Linked DNA regions of Homo sapiens: region 1 is linked to region 2. Evidence: chromatin contacts called from ENCODE Hi-C or POLR2A ChIA-PET data. All regions are on one chromosome and are shown on one strand. The core of a region is the stretch at or near the end of the contact, and the rest is flanking DNA. Distances in the headings are between cores, read along the strand shown. Region 1 overlaps SYCP2L (synaptonemal complex protein 2 like). Region 2 overlaps GCNT2 (glucosaminyl (N-acetyl) transferase 2 (I blood group)).

What was found. Hi-C counts contacts between places; a loop is a spot of excess contacts on that map. ChIA-PET counts read pairs that join two places held with the same protein, here RNA polymerase II (POLR2A). Pooled maps may share reads with other maps.
Region 1: a pooled map shows a loop between it and region 2 (3-fold over the local background). The contact joins two enhancer-like sites. A Hi-C loop is called at or near these places in 5 of 37 single-sample maps with no recorded cell type and 3 of 50 pooled maps. POLR2A ChIA-PET finds 5 or more read pairs at or near these places in 2 of 52 experiments (OCI-LY7 and activated B cell).

What each region holds. Positions count from the first base shown.
Region 1 is chr6:10,900,436-10,906,296 of GRCh38, forward strand. SYCP2L (synaptonemal complex protein 2 like) reads left to right here. Exons shown (of 30, transcript NM_001040274.3): 7 at 2,242-2,327; 8 at 2,440-2,528; 9 at 5,585-5,619. Among named protein-coding and RNA genes, the nearest start is that of SYCP2L, 16 kb to the left of the region's middle. Within about 2 kb of position 1,481, at least 3 of the 41 ENCODE cell types and tissues checked have a DNase peak (open chromatin) inside an H3K27ac peak, as active enhancers do; they include OCI-LY7, where a contact is called at or near this core.
Region 2 is chr6:10,528,408-10,533,943 of GRCh38, forward strand. It overlaps GCNT2 (glucosaminyl (N-acetyl) transferase 2 (I blood group)), which reads left to right. Exons shown (of 5, transcript NM_145649.5): 3 at 224-1,429. The coding sequence starts at 505. Among named protein-coding and RNA genes, the nearest start is that of GCNT2, 9.8 kb to the left of the region's middle. Within about 2 kb of position 4,109, at least 6 of the 41 ENCODE cell types and tissues checked have a DNase peak (open chromatin) inside an H3K27ac peak, as active enhancers do; they include OCI-LY7, where a contact is called at or near this core.

The DNA.
Region 1 (5,861 bases), core at 231-2,730, 370 kb after region 2:
TCTGCCTCCCGGGTTCAAGCAATTCTCCTGCCTCAGCCTCCTGGGTAGCTAGCATTACAAGCGTGTGCCACCACGCCTGGCTAATTTTTGTATTTTTAGTAGAGATGGGGTTTCACTATTTTGGCCAGGCTGGTTTTGAACTCCTGACCCCAGGTGATCCACCCACCTCGGCCTCCCAAAGTGCTGGGATTACAGGCATGAGCCATCGCGCCTAGACGGAGCCAGAGCTCTTATAAGGGCACTCATCCCATCATGAGGATCCCACACTCGTGACCTCATCTGAACTTCCCTTACCAAAGGCTGCATCTCAAATACCACACTGAGGGTTAAGGCTCCAACATATGAATTTCGGGGGGGGACACAGTCCCATCTATAGCAACGACAGTTTGTGCTTGGAGCCCACTCTGGTCACCTTAGCGGGGCTGGCCTCTCTGAAGTGACAGGTTTTCACATGTGGCCTTTGACAGTTGTCTTGTGCGAGCTTTATGCCCAGGCTCTGCAGAGCTACTGTCTAATCCCTCTCTCCGAAGTAGAAAGATGTTTTCACTGAATTTCTTCTCACCTCCTTCTGCAATTGACACAATTAATCACTCCTTCCTTTTTGTTCTGAAACTTACGTCTTCTTACTTATTTTTATGATTCTTTTGTTTGTGTTCTGCTATATGGATTATGACTTTCTTTCAATCACAGTTTATCCCTCTCTAGTGATTTGAATGGCTTATGTCCTACTTTTATTTTACCGGTAGTTACCCTTAATTTAATTACTAACATCAAAAAATGATGGTACCTTATTTCTTCTTCTTTGTATATGACAACAAGTTTAATGTGTTAAAGAAATGTAAGAGTATTAGGCTGTGAGAGGGACATGGTCAGAGCTTTTCATCGTTTGAAGATGTCTTTCTGGCTTTTATACAATATTACTCTCACTTTGCAGTCTTTGCCCCTTACAATCCTGTTGCATTATCTTCTGATATTAAGGGTTGAAAGCGTGTTTATTTTACATGGTTCTTGGTGACTTATTTTGAATCCAAATCTTACTTTAGCTCAGGAAAATTTGTTCTTTGATACTTTTATTACAGCAGAGTTTCTCAATTTTGGCAATATAGATATTTTGAACTGGGTAATTCTTTGTCGTGGGTGCTGTCCTGCGCATCAGAGGGTGTTTGGCGGCATCCTTGGCCTCTACCCTCTAGATGCCAACAGCATCCATCCCCACGTCATGACAACCAAAAACATCTCCAGACATTGCTAAGTGTCCCCTGTGGGGCAAAATCATCTCTAGTCAACAACTGCTGAGGTAGAGTGCTTTGGGTGTATTTAACAGAGTATCTAGTTCAAATAGGCTTAAATGATAAAGACAACTTACTGGCTCAAGGGACTGAAAAGTCTAGAGGTGGGCAGTTTGGAAATAGCGTGGCTCCGCCCCATTTCTCTGCAGCCCAAAATTTCAGTTCTGCCTTTCTCAGAGTCTAGTCTTTGCTCTCAATGTGGTTTCCTTGTTGGTTGCAACCAGAACTTTGTGCTTCCTGGTTCACATCTGGGGAGAAAGTTTCACTTTCCTCAACCAGCAAATGAAAGCCCTAGCTTTGCTCTGATTGGATGCCCTGCCCTCCAGATGAACCAGTCACTATGAAAGGATAAATGGGCCACCTCTGCCTAGTTTAAGCCAGTCTAGATTTACCCCTGGAACTGATCGGTCTCACCCAAATAGCACAATTGCTCCGTAACAGAGGAGTGGGGAAGGATGGTGGGGAGGCCACCAAAAAGTCCATTACAGTTACTTTCTGTTCCCTCTTTGTAAGATTATCTGTCACATCTTTGTTTTTATCTTCATATGCATCTTTTCCTCGCTCACTTTCCCCCCTGCATTTTGACAGCAGTTCTCAAGTTCTTCTTAGAAGAAGAATTACCTGGCTTGAAATATCAATATTGCCAAAGTTGAAAAAGTCTGCTGTAATAAAAGTATCAGAGAATTAATTTTCCTGAGCTAAAGTAAGATTTGGTTTCAAAAAAGTCACCAAGAACCATGGAAAATAAACGCGTGTATGCGTGTGTGCACATGCTCACAACCCTTAATACCAGAAGACAATGCAACAGGATTGTAAGAGGCACAGCCTGCAAAGTGGGTTATATTGTAGAAAAGCCAGAACGACATCCTTAGTGAAAAGCTCTGACCGTGTGTAGGAGTCATTTTCTTACTCTTCCAAACATAAATTTGATGCTTTGAAATTATACTTTCAGGGAAAATTCAGATGTTGGATTCCTTCCTACTTAGCTTAGGATTCCTGGTGACAGAAAAGACTGTAAATCATTTGCTTCAACAGGAGGTGAGTTGCAAGTAACAAAACAGGTAATAGTGGTTCCAGAAACCTAAAAGAAGATCGTACATAGGTCTCTGTTTTCTTTCTTCTCCATGAATGTCTTCTCAATTCCAAAAAGGGCTTGAAGACTTTTAACTGCATTTTGCACGCTGTCCCTCGAGAAGAGAGAAAAAAATTCCCTTTGTCAGAAGGCATGTGTCATCTTATGTAAGTGACTTTGTATAAGTTACGTGCTGTAGTAAGGGTAAAATCTCTCATGAGTGTATGGCTTCAGTCTGTGTTCTACTTAGACCTGATTATGTCCTTTCTCTCTTGGGTAAATGCTTTGTGCACCTATTATGTGTCAGGCACTATGCTAGGTGATAAAGACGGGCTGAGGTAAAAAGAAGACATTGTGCCCAGGCGCCGTAGATCACGCCTGTAATCCCAGCACTTTGGGGGGCCAAGGCGGGCAGATCATGAGGTCAGGAGATCGAGACCATCCTGGCTAATATGGCAAAACCCCATCTCGGCCAGGCGTGGTGGCTCACGCCTGTAATCCCAGCGCTTTGGGAGGCCAAGGCGGGTGGATCACGAGGTCAGGAGATCGAGACCATCCTGGCTAACACAGTGAAACCCTGTCTCCACTAAAAATACAAAAAATTAGCCGGCTGTGGTGGTGGGCACCTGTAGTCCCAGCTACTCAGGAGGCTGAGGCAGGAGAATGGCGTGAACCTGGGAGGTGGAGCTTGCAGTGAGCCGAGATCGCGCCACTGTGCTCCAGCCTGAGGGTGACAGAGTGAGACTCTGTCTTAAAATAATAATAATAAAAAAAGAAACTCTATCTCTACTAAAAATACAAAAAATTAGCTGGGCTTGGTGGCACACACCTATAGTCCCAGCTATTCAGGAGGTTGAGGCAGGAGAATCGCTTGAACCCAGGAGGCGGAGGTTGCAGTGAGCTGAGATTGCACCACTGCACTCCAGCCTGGGTGATAGAGCGAGACTCTGTCTCAAAAAAATAAAAATAAATAAAAATAAAAAAATAAAAAAGACATTCCTAGATTTTTCCTTTTTAATAATTATAATTTTTTTTTCTTTTTGCTTCAACGTTGTGAGGCAAAATGTTTTCTCAGGCTATATTTTTTCATTGTGAATGTGAACTAAATTAGTGACTCATGGGAGAATGTTAAGAGTACAGACGGTAGAGCCTGCGTGGCTTCAAATCCTAGTTTTGCCACTTTTGCCAGCTGTCTATGAGCACAGCTCTAACTTCATCACACCTCAGTTTGTTTGCCTGTAAAATGGAGTCAAAGTAATACTACTTGATAGTTATTGTAAAGGTTAAATCAAGCAATCCATGTAAAGTGATTAGCACATTATCTGCTAAAGAGGAAGTGCCCCAAGGTTTCCAGTAGCTACACTAATGGGGCATGGAATTTTGATTGCTTTTCAAGTGATGGATTTTTTGTTTGTTGGTGACCCAAAGTCATTGTTGCGTAATTCTTGGGACATGAGATTTGGAGGTAAGGTTGTAATGTGTGACCATACAAACAACAAAACCAGCACCGTGTTTTGAAGTTGGAACCTGAACCCACGACTGCGCTAACAACCAGCCAGCGCGGAGGACATCATGGTGGCACATTATTTGCGTGGTGTGTGGCCACAGTGTAGGGCCTGAAATGGGTGATTTGTGAGCATGAAACTCACTGCTGTCGTGTTTGTCCATTTAGTCTTTGCAGGATATAGTTTTTACACAGAATTTTTCCTAAACAAATTTTTATTTAATACGTTAGTGAAATCACTACTCTTAGTGGTGTATTTAGATTTGGAGAGCAGCTGATCTCATGTTTTCTCCTAAGTTTTCAAACTAATCTTTGAACACACTACCTTATTGTCTGTGTGTTCTAGAAAGTCTGGAATGTTCTGGACTTCAAAGGTAAAACCTGCAAGTATAAAATTAAGCAGAATTAATTTCGCTCAGTGGTACTGTTTTCTGGTTTCTATTTAATAGTAACAAGTCGAGCTGCTTCTTACAAGAGACTGAACTATCACAAGGTTTCTCAACAAATCTGTTCTTTAAAATGGGAGTTATTTCAGGCATTAAAAGATCGACTCGGCCGGGCATGGTGGCTCACACCTGTAATCCCAGCACTTTGGGAGGCTGAGGCTAAGGTGGGCGGATCACTTGAGGTCAGGAGTTCGAGACCAGCCTGACCAACATGGTGAAGCCCCGTCTCTCTTAAAAATACAAAACATTAGCTGGGTGTGGCGGGCACCTGTAATCCCAGCTACTTGGGAGGCTGAGGCAGGAGAATTGCTTGACCCTGGGAGGCAGAGTGCATTGCAGTGAGTCGAGATCGTGCCACTGCACTCCAGCCTGGGTGACAGAGCCAGACTTGGTCTCAAAAAAAAAAAAAAAAAAAAAAAAGAAGAAGATCGACTCACACTTGTTAGCATTTATTTGAAATTCTGAGTGAATATACAATTCAGGAGTCTGCATTAGTTACAATAATGTAATAACTTAATTCTATTACATCTCTAAATTATTATTATTATTACCATTTTTTTTTTGAGTCGGAGTTTCACTCTTGTTGCCCAGGCTGGAGTGCAATGGCACGCTCTCGGCTCACTGCAACCTCCGCCTCCCGGGTTCAAGAGATTCTCCTGCCTCAGCCTCCCGAGTAGCTGGGAATACAGGCATGTGCTGCCACACCTGGCTAGTTTTGTGTTTTTAGTAGAGATGGGGTTTCTCCATGTTGGTCAGGCTGGTCTCGAACTCCGAACCTCAGGTGATCTGCCCGTCTCGGCCTCCCAAACTGCTGGGATTACAGGCGTGAGCCACTGTGCCCAGCCTAGATTAGTTTTTAAAATCAGATCAAGCAGCTCATAGGAAAGAATCACTGTCGTATCATTTCCTGCAAGTATCAAACTGTGTAAAAGGACATACGCCCTCACAGGTTGGTGCGGTGATTATAAAACTCCAGAATTAATCTGATGAACCCTTAGAGATCATCAAATTGAATTCACTTTACAAGAGGGAAAACAGAACCTCAGAGTGTATATAGTAGTTCTAGCATCTTAAAAAATAACATCTAGATCATTAATATATAAACTTGAGAAGGTTTTTCCATAAATATGTGTTGGCATTAAGGAAATTTTGATGCTGAATTTGAAATAGTTTCAGAAACATATACTTTGGTTTTAAAGTTTAATGCTAGTGTAGTAAAGTTTTACCTCTTGATGTTCACTTCAGTTAAATGTGATTTATCTAAATGTTTCAGGAAAGACCTTGCAAGGACACTCTTGACTGTGGGTGGTAAGAAATTTTAGAATTTTCAGTATTAGAATATTAAATATTGGACACTGGGGGTTTTATGAGCATCTTGGGACTATGGGGAATAAATTATGGTTAAATTGAAGATAGGAATCAGGGTTTTATTTTAAATTTATTTTGAGAGATTTTAGCATGCTGGAAACTGTAAAGAATAATTCGTGAGTACTCATTTACTCACCAGCCAGCTTTGTCACAATTTAGCATTTTACCGCATTAGCTTCAAG
Region 2 (5,536 bases), core at 2,859-5,358:
AGTGCAGTTTAAGCAAATAAACTCAGGCTGTTGAACACAATGATTAACAGGAAGCAGGGGAGGGGACATAGTTACTAGACTCTGGCCGGGACAAGAGGCTGAGGTTAAGGTCTTAGAGCCGATGACTTGCAGAATGGTCACCTCACCCACTTGTAATTTCATGGTGGGAACAGGTGGACCCCCTGGAATCAGAACCTCTCTGAGGACATCTGTTTTTGTGTAGACACAGGTTGCAGGTTAGCAGGAGAACAGGCAAGCCAAATGCAAAGGAGCCACTTCAGAAATGTGTCACAGAAAAGTGAAAATGCAACCTAGTGGTAAGTGAAGAGGGGAAGAAGAAAGAAAAAGGACCAGAACCGTGAACTGAAGGGACAGGGAACAGCCAGACGAGAGCTTCAGCCATCACGAGGATGATTTCGGAACCTGGAGAAAATGTAAGTTAAATATATCTACACTCTGATCCTATCTCAAGAGAGAGATATTTTACTCATTTCCTGGTTGTGAATGATGGGCTCTTGGAAGCACTGTCTTTTTAGCGCGTCTCTTATCTCTGCCCTGATTTTTGTATTTGTTTACAATACTGAGTTATGGGAGAATAAACGTTTTCTGAGGGCAGCTCTGTCCAATGCTTCACTGTTAGCAGAAGCCTGTCATCAGATTTTTGAGGGGAAAGTTTTTTACCCAACAGAAAATGCATTGAAAACTACCCTTGATGAAGCTACCTGCTATGAGTACATGGTTCGAAGCCACTATGTAACAGAAACACTCTCTGAAGAAGAGGCTGGGTTCCCTTTAGCTTACACAGTGACCATCCACAAAGACTTCGGCACTTTTGAGAGGCTCTTCAGGGCGATTTATATGCCCCAAAATGTCTACTGTGTGCACCTGGATCAGAAGGCGACGGATGCCTTTAAAGGTGCAGTGAAACAGTTACTCAGCTGCTTCCCAAATGCTTTTCTGGCTTCCAAGAAGGAGTCGGTTGTCTATGGGGGGATCTCCAGGCTCCAGGCTGACCTGAACTGCCTGGAAGACCTTGTGGCCTCTGAAGTTCCCTGGAAGTATGTCATCAACACCTGCGGGCAAGACTTTCCCCTGAAAACCAACAGGGAAATAGTTCAGTATCTGAAGGGATTTAAAGGGAAAAATATCACCCCCGGAGTGCTGCCTCCTGACCACGCTGTTGGACGGACTAAATACGTCCACCAAGAACTGTTAAACCACAAAAATTCCTACGTGATTAAAACAACAAAATTAAAAACTCCTCCTCCTCATGACATGGTGATTTACTTTGGCACGGCCTACGTGGCTCTCACAAGGGACTTTGCTAACTTCGTCCTCCAAGACCAGCTCGCACTTGACTTACTCTCCTGGTCCAAGGACACCTACAGCCCCGACGAACATTTCTGGGTGACACTCAACAGGATTCCCGGTATGTACGTCTCTTAACTTTTATTTTTACGAATAAACACTGCATGGTCAATACTAAATAAGTTGCTTTGAAAAGAGTGGAAAAAATGGGACAAACTTCTTTACGGTTTTAAATGTCAAATTAAAAAAAAAATTTCATCTGTAAAATGGTAAAATGGAGATGTGTTATATCACCCACTCTTGTGAACCGCTCTGTTCACAGGACAAAAGACCGAAGGAACACTGGCCATATAAATAAAAACGTGACCGAGCACAGTGGCTCAAGCCTGTAATCACAGCACTTTGGGAGGCGGAGGCAGGTGGATCACTTGAGGTCAGGAGTTTGAGAGCAGCCTGACCAACATGGTGAAAACCTGTATCTACTAAAAATACTAAAAAAATTAGCCAGGCGTGGTGGTGCATGCCTGCAATCCCAGCTACTGGAGAGGCTGAGGCAGGAGAATCGCTTGAACCCAAGGGGCGGAGGTTGCAATGAGCCAAGATTGTGCCACTGCACTCCAGCCTGGGTGACAGATCGAGACTCCATCTCTAAATAAATAAATAAATAAAATGTAAACCTTATTCTCCTTTAAGCGCAACGCATTTAAAATCAGGAATATGTATTATAAATAAAATTTGAATGACAATTTGAAGATTTCATAATATTTTTGTCTCTGTTGAAGCTCCCATCCTTTTGAAATGGGAGCAAGATACAACTTTCAAATTTTTTATTTGCAAGCTCTTTTCTGGTCTTGAATCAAAAATCTAAAGCATGGCCAGGCATGGTGGCTCACGCCTGTAATCCCAGCGCTTTGGAAGGCTGAGGCAGGAGGATCTCTTGAAGCCAGGAGTTTGAGACCAGCCTGGGCAACATAGTGAGACACTGTCTCTATTTTTTTTCAAGAAGTTAAAACAAACAAACAAACAAAAAAACCTTATTGCACCTTAAAGATTTCTAGGCTGAGCGCAGTGGCTCACACCTGTAATCCCAGCACTTTGGGAGGCTGAAGTGGGCGGATCACAAGGTCAGGAGTTCGAGACCAGCCTGGCCAACATGGTGAAACCCCGTCTCTACTAAAAATACCAAAAATTAGCCAGGCGTGGTGGCGCATGCCTGTAATCCCAGCTTCTCAGAAGGCTGAGGCAGTAGAATCGCTTGAACCCAGGAGGCGGAGGTTGCAGTGAGCCAAGATCACGTCATCGCACTCCAGCGGAGACTCTGTCTCAAAAAAAAAAAAAAAAAGATTTCTAGACTAGTACCTCCATTTTATAGATGAAGAAACTTCAATGTGATTACATGATGTGCTCAAATCCCACAGCTAGTAAGCAAATGCACCAATTATAAACCAGGTCTCCTAAGCCTGATGTTCTTTTTAGGTTGACTTTCAATAAGGTCTCAATTGTTGCTAAATCAATTCCATCTCTCCTTTGGTCCAAGTTCCAAATGATTTTTGAATAATCTCAAGTTGTTTATAGTGAACCAATTTAGTCCTGCTAGTTCAATTCAAAATAAGAATTCATATTTGCAGTTCAAAGGAAAAAGTAACTGGAACCTGTATGAAGATCACAGTCCTGGTTTCTTTGGATTGCTGGTTCAACCCTGGATGCACATTACGATCATCTGGGGCTTCTAAAAATAACTAAGCCAGGGCCTGTTTCCCTCCTTGGGGCAAGACCTAACTATTGATATTTGTACAGCTTCCAAGTGATTCTCATGTACAGCCAGGGGTGTAAACCATTGCAGGTGCTTGTTTTAGATATTGGCATACAAAGCTTCATAGGCTTAGAATTCTCTTTAAGTCTGTGATTTTCTCAGAGCCAGAAGGGGAAGTATAGTGATCAAAAGAAATTAGGGCTCAGGAAAGTCTGGTGGGGAAAGCACAGAGCTGTTTAAATAGAATTGTAGTGTCCAGAGTAAGGGAAGTGAAAGCCTCACTTCTCTCCCATGTGCTTGGAGTAGGATGTAGACTCTTCAGGTCTGGCCACCCTACTATACGGGGAGACATTGACACAGCAGTTCCAAAGAGAGCAGCCAGGGAGGTAAAAAGGCCAATCCCCACTTTTTTTTTTTTTTTTTTTTAGAGAAGACCAAGACAAAGAAAAAGGATAATTGATTTGGAAAAGACTTGAAGAGGGATCGGTGTCTTTACCTAATTAAAAGATTTGCTCAGGAAAGAGAAATTAGACCAACTCTGTCGTTTTGGAAGTAGAATCTAGGGCCAGCGGGTGGGAGATGAGAACACATGGAGCTGGGAATAAAACGGGCAGCTTCCTCAATGGTGAGCAAAGCCAAGGGAAGCAGGGCTGGGGAAGTGCTGCTGAGGAAACCTCAAGGATTGGACCGGATGGCCTCCGAGTCCCTTCCCACTCTCAGAGTCTGTGATCCTAATCAGGGGACTCAACAGAAACTTAAGGGAAACCCCCTGACTTCTCGACTCGATGTATCTATTGGAGCTGGATTTTTACACCCCGTGTTAGCAGTAACAGATTGGCAAAGCAATAGAAAACAAATGCACCAATTCATGTTTTTCAGAAACTTAACAAAAGTTAGCCCCTGAAGTCATTTCTGTGTTATGTGTGTGGAGGAACACTGCCGGAGGACCCTGACCAGCTCTGCCAACTCTTTTTTTTCTTTTTTTGGATCTCACTCTGTCATCCAGGCTGGAGTGCAGTGGCACAATCACGGCTCACGGCCTCAACCTCCCAAAGTGCTGGGATTACAGGTGTGAGCCACACAGCACCCAGCCCGTGCTGGTCTTGACCTCCCAGGCTCAAGCCTTCCAAGAGGCTGGGACTACAGGCATGTGCCCCCATGCCTGGCTAACTTTAACTTTTGTAGAGACGAGGTCCTGCTGTGTTGCCAGTGCTGGTCTTGAACTCCTGGGCCCAAGCGATCCTCCTGCCTCAGCCTCGTGAGCCACCACATCGGGCAAGCCCTGCCAACTCTTTCCTGACCTGAGGCAGGGCTGAATGTAGGAGGTTAGGGAATTAGAAACCTAAGGGTTGTCTTGTTTAATTATTATTCCGGCTATGTGGAGATCTGAGCCATTTTCCGTTGTAAGGGTCCTTCTGGTTGATGTGTATATGTTGTGGTTTTTGCTTTTTTTTTTTTTTTTTTTTGGCAGGTGTGCGAGGGACATTTTGAGATTGTTCCAATTCATTGTCATGATTGAGGGATTATGATTAGGATTCTGTAAAGTAACTAGTCCAGGCCAGGTGTGGTGGCTCACGCCTGTAATCCCAGCACTTTGGGAGGCTGAGCTGGGTGGATCGCCTGAAGTCAGGAGTTCAAGACCAGCCTGGCCAACATGGTGAAACCTATCTCTACTAAAAATACAAAAATTAGCCGGGTGTGGTGGCACGTGCCTGTAATCCCAGCTACTCGGGAGGCTGAAGCAGGAGAATCACTTCAGCCTGGGAGGCGGAGGTTGCAGTGAGCCAAGATCCTGCCACTGCACTCGCGTCTGGGCGACAGAGTGAGACTCCATCTCAGAAATAAAAATTTAAAAAAAAATTAGTCCAGAAAAACATCTCACAGCTGAAGTGGTCTCATGGGAAGGGAGAACAGCACTGCCCAATAGGAATGCTATAATGGGAGCCATAGATCTAAAATCAAATTTTAGATTTTCCAGGAGCCACATTAAAAGAAGTAAAAAGAAGCAGATAATATGAATTTAAAGAATGTATTTTATGCCAGGTGTGGTGGCTCTCGCCTGTAATCCCAGCACTTTGGGGAGCCGAGGTGGGCGGATCACTTGAGGTCAGGAGTTTGAGACCAGCCTGGCCAACATGGTGAAACCCCAACTCTACTAAAAATACAAAAAACTAGCCAGGCGTGGTAGCTTGTGCCTGTAACCCCAGCTACTCGGGAGACTGAAGCAGGAGAATCGCTTCAGCGATTTAGGAGAACCAGGAGGCAGAGGTTGTGGTGAGTTGAGATCATGCCACTGTACTCCAGCCTGGGTGACAGAGCAAGACTCTGTCTCAAAAAAAAAAAAAAAAAAAAAAAAAAGAATGTATTTTATTTAACTCAGTTTGAAACATCACTTTTACTTGTGGCCTGTGGCTGCGACCACAGGCAGGGGAGGTGGACCACGCATCCTCATTGCTGGTGCAGTGGTCAGGCTCT